Linked DNA regions of Mus musculus: region 1 is linked to region 2. The links are chromatin contacts, found by Hi-C in ENCODE. All regions are on one chromosome and are shown on one strand. The core of a region is the stretch at or near the end of the contact, and the rest is flanking DNA. Distances in the headings are between cores, read along the strand shown. Region 1 holds the start of Nwd1 (NACHT and WD repeat domain containing 1). Region 2 has its middle 17 kb from the start of Gm51537.

Region 1 (3,329 bases), core at 456-2,955, 380 kb after region 2:
CTGCTCATCTGCCATCTAGCAGCAAAGCAGAGAGGCAGGAGGATGAATTCAAGGCCAGTCCAGCTACATGAACCTGTCTCAAGCATATGTAAGCAAAATGTGCTCACATGCCTTTAATCCTAACACTTGGGAGGCAGAAGCAGGTGGATCTCTGAGTTCGAGGTCAACCTGGTATGCAGAGCAAGTTCCAGGACAGTCAGAGCTACACAGAGAAACCGTCTCTGGGGCCGGGGGGTGGGCTTTTAAAAAAACATTTATTTATTTTATGTATATGAGTACACTGTAGCTGTCTTCAGACACATCAGAAGAGGGCATCAGATCCTATTACAGATGGTTGTGAGCCACCAAGTGGTTGCTGGGAATTGAACTCAGGACCTCTGGACGAGGAGTCAGTGCTTTTAACTGCAGAGCCATCTCTCCAGCCGTGGTTAGTATTGTTACATACATATGTGTGTGACCAGATCACATATATGACTACAACATGCTGAGCCTGTTTCTATTGTTTGTGTGTGGATGGTTTCAGAGTTGATCACACTGCATTGGACAAGCAGTGAGGGTCCTTATCCCTGGGAGAGGCTAGCTTTCCCTCTTGTAGCTGTCTTTAGTTGCCTGTAGTTCTTTGTCTAGGAGAGGGGCGAGTTTTCTCACTTCCAGATGAACATGTCTATTGACCTTGACCTTGTTCTTGTCTTGTTTATGGAGCCATTTCTTGGGAGACCGTTTCACAGCAGACTTTCTGCTATTCTGGCTCTTCTGTTCTAATCTTCCTCTTGCCTCTTTGTAGATGTTCCCCGAGTCACAGATGCAAGAGCTGTGACTGGATGTATCTACTGGGGCTGGTTCCCACCACCTCCTGATCTCTGAATTGTCCAGCCAGTGGTGGCTTGCTGTGATGGGCTCTATTTGCTGTAAAGAGGCTTAGTGATGAGGGGTGGTAGCTGCACTTATCTGTGGGTCTAAGGTAGAACGAAGTCAGAGACTATGCTAATTTAGCAAAGTGGTGGTAGTAGATTCTTTTCTAAGATCCCTGACCTTACTAACTCTGAGAACCTGGCTAGGTTTCCAGTACCAGTTTAATCTCCTTCCTGTTGAGTGGGTCTTAAGTCAAATTAGACAGCTGTATTTTCTTAGTGATTGATGTGGGAGGTCCCAGCTCACTATGGGTGGTGCCCCTGGGCAGGTGATCCTTGGATGTCTAAGGAAGCAGGCTGAGCAAGACATGGGGAACAAGCCAGTACGCAGCACCCTCTATGGCCTCTGCTTCAGTTCCTGCCTTGAGTTCCCTCACTGATGGATTGGAGGTACATCCAAGGTAGCTCAGTACAGAACACAGGTAGTCAGGAAGAGCAACAATCGCTTTTAACCTCTGACCTGAATCCAGCGCTGAAGCACATTTCCTGTGACCCCGGGATGGCATGACAGTCAGCAGCAGATGTGGACCAGACTGCATCATGCACCACCCCCACTGACAGCTTGGCTGCTGTGAACTGTCAAGCCTGGCACACAACAGTTAACCGCCGGGTCTGGCCGGGTGCCCAGCCTGGGCTGCAACACAGCCAGTTCCTTTCTTTTATCCCACTTGCTGGGAGAACTCAGCTGGGTGAATAGAAAGTACCTAAGACAAAAGTTACCAAGAGAGGCAGAGCCTTGTTTCCGCTGTGGCTCTGGGCCCAGGAACTTCCTTCTTTCACCCGCTTCTCCTAGAGACTTCCAAATGACGCCCTCCATGGCAGCAAGAGGGAAGCGGGCATCTTGGAGAGAGCCTGGAGTAGACGCTGCAAAAGGGCCCTTGAAGATGCCTCATTCTTGCTGAGGTGTTTGCAGTTAACATACAGGAGCCAAAATGATGGGCAGCTGCCCAAGCACTCACTGAGCTCAAGATTTGTCAGTGAGCCCCTACTGTGTGCTGGGCATGCTGACGCATGGTTTTAGGATTTATGCACCTGTGGGTCCCACACTTCCCAGGGAGCAGACACTGAACATGGAGAGCCTTGGGAGCTGAGGGTGAGTATGGCACAGAATACGGGGTGGGCCCCACGGGGAGTGGTTGAAAGGACACATCGAATCAAGGACCTTCAGAAGAGGTAGCATTTACACTGAAATGAGAATGGGAAAGATTTAGTTTAGCATGTGCAAAGGACCGAGATAAAGTACAGACAGCCCCCCCTCCACCTTCCCTTCTTCCGCCTCTTCCTCCTCTTCCTCCTTTTTCTTCTCCTCCCCCTCCTCACATCTTCTGCCTTTTTTTGAGGCAGGATCTCCTATAATCCAGGCTGGTCTCCATTTGCTCTGCTGACCCAGGCTAGTGTGCAACAACAGCTTCTCAGGCATACATAGCCTGAATGGTGCCCCATCCCTACCTACTTGGTGTCTATGGGGTTGTCTCATGAAATCCATACTGGCCTTGAACTCACCACGTATATAAATAAGGATGACTTTGAACTCCTGATCCTCCTGCCTCCACCTTCTGATTCCCATGCTAGGCAAGCACCCCATGTGTTTACAGGTGTGTGCCACTGTGTCCAGTTTAGGCCAGGGGACCTTTACCAAGGGGATCCTATCCCCAGGGAGACATTGACATCTGAAGAGATTTTTGGTTGTGGACTTTGGTGGCAATGGGAGGTGGTGATTTCTATCTTTAGTGGTTACAGCTAGGGGCCAATAGGTCAGGTTACACTCTCCCCCTCACCCCTTCTCACAGAGTGGTTCAGTGTCATGAAGAAATTGAGTAAGCCAAGGTCAGAGGGCATAACAACCCGGGATTTTGGGGTGAAGATCAAGACCAAAATGTTTTGAGCCTCCTCTAAATATGAATTTGGAAGTGATTGTCAAAGGTGCCTGTCCACATGCTGAATATGATGCAGTCTTGCATGTATGAGTGTGACACAGCCTGTGTGTGGACAGCACCATATTGGTCCAGGGACCAGCTCAACTCATGAGGCTTGGCTGCAAGCTCCTTTGCCTTTTGATCCATCTTGCTAGCCCTGTAGTTTTGTTTTGTTCTGTTCTGCTTTTTAACCTTTGACTTTATTTTTAGTTTTTGTAAACTAAACTTTAAACTAATAAAACTTTATTTTAGTTTTTGTGTTGAGACAGGGTCTCTGTGCAACCTTGGCTGTCCTGAAACTCACTTTATAGAGCAGGCTCGTCTCAGACTCATAGAGATTCACCTTCCTCTGCCTCCTGAGGCATCCACCATCACCTCTGGTCTGTGTATCGTGTATGCAGTGCCCTCACCAGCCAGAAGAAGGTGCTAGATCCCTAAAATTGGCGTTATAGGTGGTACCATATAAGGTACCATGTGGGTGCTGGGAACTCAACCTGGGTCA
Region 2 (3,477 bases), core at 715-3,214:
GAAGCTGTCGGGTCCTCTGAGGGAGCAGTATGCACCCTTGACGGCTGTGTTGTCTCTGCAGTTGCTGCCAGTTGCTCTTGTGACTCGTGTCCTTGAACTTCAGTATCGGCATAGCAGTATCAGAAGCCTCAGCCGGTGATGTTTTCTACCTAAGTGCTTTCGTACACAGTCTGGCCTGCTCTCCTGCTAACCTCTGTGCAGTGACCCCTTCCCTGTTGGTCCTTACCACCTACTGTGCTACCTGAGCTCGTGGGCACAAAGCCATTTCAAGCATGCACTAGGGCAGAGGTGTAGTTAGTGTCCAGCAGAGATGTTGGAATTTTCCTGAGCTCAGGTTAATGGATGCTGCAGTTTTCTGAGCTGGTAAGCTTTTCTTCCGCAGCAGAGAGGGAGAACGTTCCAGTTGCTCTATACCCTTTCCAACACTCAGTGATATCTGGCTCTGATTGTAGCCCTACCAGTGGGACCAGCTCATACAGGTTACAAGCACTTTGCAGTCTCGGCTCTGTGCCCACTGCTGTACCTGAGAAGAGAAACTCAGTGGGAACTGGCCACAGCTGTCTCCTTGAACCATACCAACTCCCGAGGCTTAACAACCACCTTTACCTCTCTCTGGGCCCTAAAGTTTTAAATTTGTGTGTATGAATTATGCATGTTGAATTCCATTCTGGTGTTTTCATACATGCATGGGATGTATTTTGATCGTATTCTCCCCCCCCCCATGATCTCCTACCCCACTTCCACACCCACTGATCTCTTTTCTCTTCCCAACTAGTCCTCCTCCTGTTCCTCCTCCTGCTGCTTCTCCTTCTCCTGCTCTTTTTATTCTTCCTCCTCCTCCTCTTCTTGATCACTCCATGAGTTTCACGATGGCTGCTTACAGCAGCATGCAGGGTGTAGTATAGAGGTGCTCAAGGTAGCCAGTGGCTACACTACTGAAGAAACTCTCTCTCCCAAAAGACAAGAGAGGTGAGGGCGGGGGAGGGCATGGGGGACTTTTGGGGTAGCATTGGAAATGTAAATGAAGAAAATACCTAATTTCAAAAAATTTTTAAAAAAGAGGTGAGTAGTTATGAGCACTTGCTGTGTGAGCATGTGCACCCATGATCTTTGATCTGAATACCCGTGTAACAAAGCATGTGCACCCATGATCTTTGATCTGAATACCCATGTAGCAAAGCATGTACAAGCATGTGCACCCATGATCTTTGATCTGAATACCCATGTAGCAAAGCATGTGCAAGCATGTGCACCCATGATCTTTGATCTGAATACCCATGTAGCAAAGCATGTGCAAGCATGTGCACCCATGATCTTTGATCTGAATACCCATGTAGCAAAGCATGTGCACCCATGATCTTTGATCTGAATATCCATGTAACAAAGCATGTACAAGCATGTGCACCCATGATCTTTGATCTGAATACCTGTGTAGCAAAGCATGTGCACCCATGATCTTTGATCTGAATACCCATGTAACAAAGCATGTGCACCCATGATCTTTGATCTGAATACCTGTGTAACAAAGCATGTGCAAGCATGTGCACCCATGATCTTTGATCTGTATACCCATGTAACAAAGCATGTGCAAGCATGTGCACCCATGATCTTTGACCTGAATACCCGTGTAAAAAACTGGGAATCCCACAATATCTATCAAGGAAGGCAAGAGAGTCAGTGGGGCTTGCTGACTAACAGCATTCCTCAAAAACCAGTCTAGATTCAAGAAGTGGCTACCTCAAAAGGAGTAAGGCAAAGACAGTGATAGGGAATGATCTTTGATGTACTTCTGTGGCCTCTGTGTGCATGCAGTTGCACACATCTGAGCACTCTCACACAGAGACACTGAGTCCAACAGGCAACAGCTCTCAAGAAGTCCAAGAGAGCAGAGCAGGAGATACCACAGGTCCTAAGTGCTGCCTCTTCCTGCACAGGCTCCACCCTTTGGCTCCGCTTGCCCTCTTGTTTCCCACCCAAATAGCTTCCAAGAGAAACAGGCTGCACCTGGGATGGCTTCCCAGAAGGCCTGGCTGCAGCAGCCGAACCACGGGAAGAACTTGTGGGAGGTCACATGGTCATGCTCACAATCGCTCCACCACCTCCCCCCCCCCCCCCCCCCCCCCCGCTGCACAGGAGGGAGAGCTAGGCACGAGGATGCTGGAGCCTGTCGCACCTGACTGCCACCCTGACTCAACTTCTTGCCAGCATCCGAGCCTCCATACCCCTCCATACCCTGTCTGGGAAATGGGCTCAGAAGGGCCTGAACTGTGATGGGATTGAGGGATGCATGCAGGAAGTCAACCGAAATCTCCAGATGAAAGAACCCCAGCATTCCTCCATGGTTGTATAGAATTCTGCCCCGAGCCCATCCCTGTTACACACTGGAAAATCCATAGTGGGCTGGGCTGGCTCAGTGGCAAGGGAGCTTTCCATGGAAGCACGAGGACCTGAGTTCGGATCCCAGAATCCTTGTAAAAAGCTGGCCATGGCTGCGAGCCTGTGACCCAGAGCTGGGGCTTGCTGGATGCCAGTCTGGACTCTGACTCGAGAATAAGGTGGAGAGTGACAGAAGATCCATGACATCCACGTGCATGTGCACGTGCACGCACCACTCACACATAACACCATAATAAAGTAATTGTAAATAAGTCAATACATACGCATATAAATATGTGTGTGCATCTGGGGAGCAGAGTCAAACTACATAGCCTAGATTGGCCACAGACTTGAATGGATCTTGGACCTCAGTGTCATGGTGCTAGAAATACAGGTGCAAGTCACCACACACAACTTTAGGTTTTTGTTTTTGTAAGGGTCTCATGCAGTCAGGCTGCCCTCCAACCTGCCAAGTAGTAGAAGGTAACATGAATTCCTGATCTCCCTGCCTTATTTCCTCAGTGCTGAGGTGACAGGTGACTGCCACCACATCTAGTTTATGTGGTGCTAGGAATGAACCCAGGGTATCATGCATGTTAACTGAGCTACAAGCACCCTAACAAATGAGCTACAAGCACCCTAACAGCTAAGCTATAGCCTCAGCCCCTCAAACTATTTTAATTGATTTTTAAATCCACATGAAATACATTGGTGAAATTCAGAAGTAAGTGTAGTACAACTATCACTTCTACTAAGTTCCAGAACACTCTTTTTACCCAGAAAGAAAACTCATATCCAACAGCAGTCTTGGCCCACTCCCTCCCTCAGCCCCTGGCAGCCTGTGTCAGTCTGGATTGATTTGGGTACTGTATGGCAGTGGGATTCCATCCTGTGGGGCTTTCTATGCCTGGCTCTGCCACTCAGTGTCTCATCCCCAGGGTCTGTCCTTGTGGCAATGTGAGTCAGAGCTCTGTTCCTTTTCAAGGCTGAATAATATTCCACAGTGTAGATGAGTCCCATTGTGCTGGCCATGAACCTCCATTGATACACACCTGTTTAAACATTTCTCTGTGTGTGTGTGTGTGTGTGTGTGTGTGTGTG

What was found. A loop is a pair of places that touch in the nucleus more often than their neighbours do.
Region 1: a loop to region 2 is called in a map of T-helper 1 cell, with 6 times the contacts of the local background. The contact joins the promoter of Nwd1 here to the enhancer-like site in region 2. A Hi-C loop is called at or near these places in 3 of 37 maps with a recorded cell type or tissue (T-helper 1 cell, T-helper 17 cell and T-helper 2 cell).

Annotation. Positions count from the first base shown.
Region 1 is chr8:72,645,006-72,648,334 of GRCm38, forward strand. Nwd1 (NACHT and WD repeat domain containing 1) reads left to right here and starts at 1,706. Exons shown (of 19, transcript NM_176940.5): 1 at 1,706-2,004.
Region 2 is chr8:72,263,572-72,267,048 of GRCm38, forward strand. No RefSeq gene overlaps it. Among named protein-coding and RNA genes, the nearest start is that of Gm51537, 17 kb to the right of the region's middle. Within about 2 kb of position 1,965, at least 1 of the 3 ENCODE cell types and tissues checked has a DNase peak (open chromatin) inside an H3K27ac peak, as active enhancers do.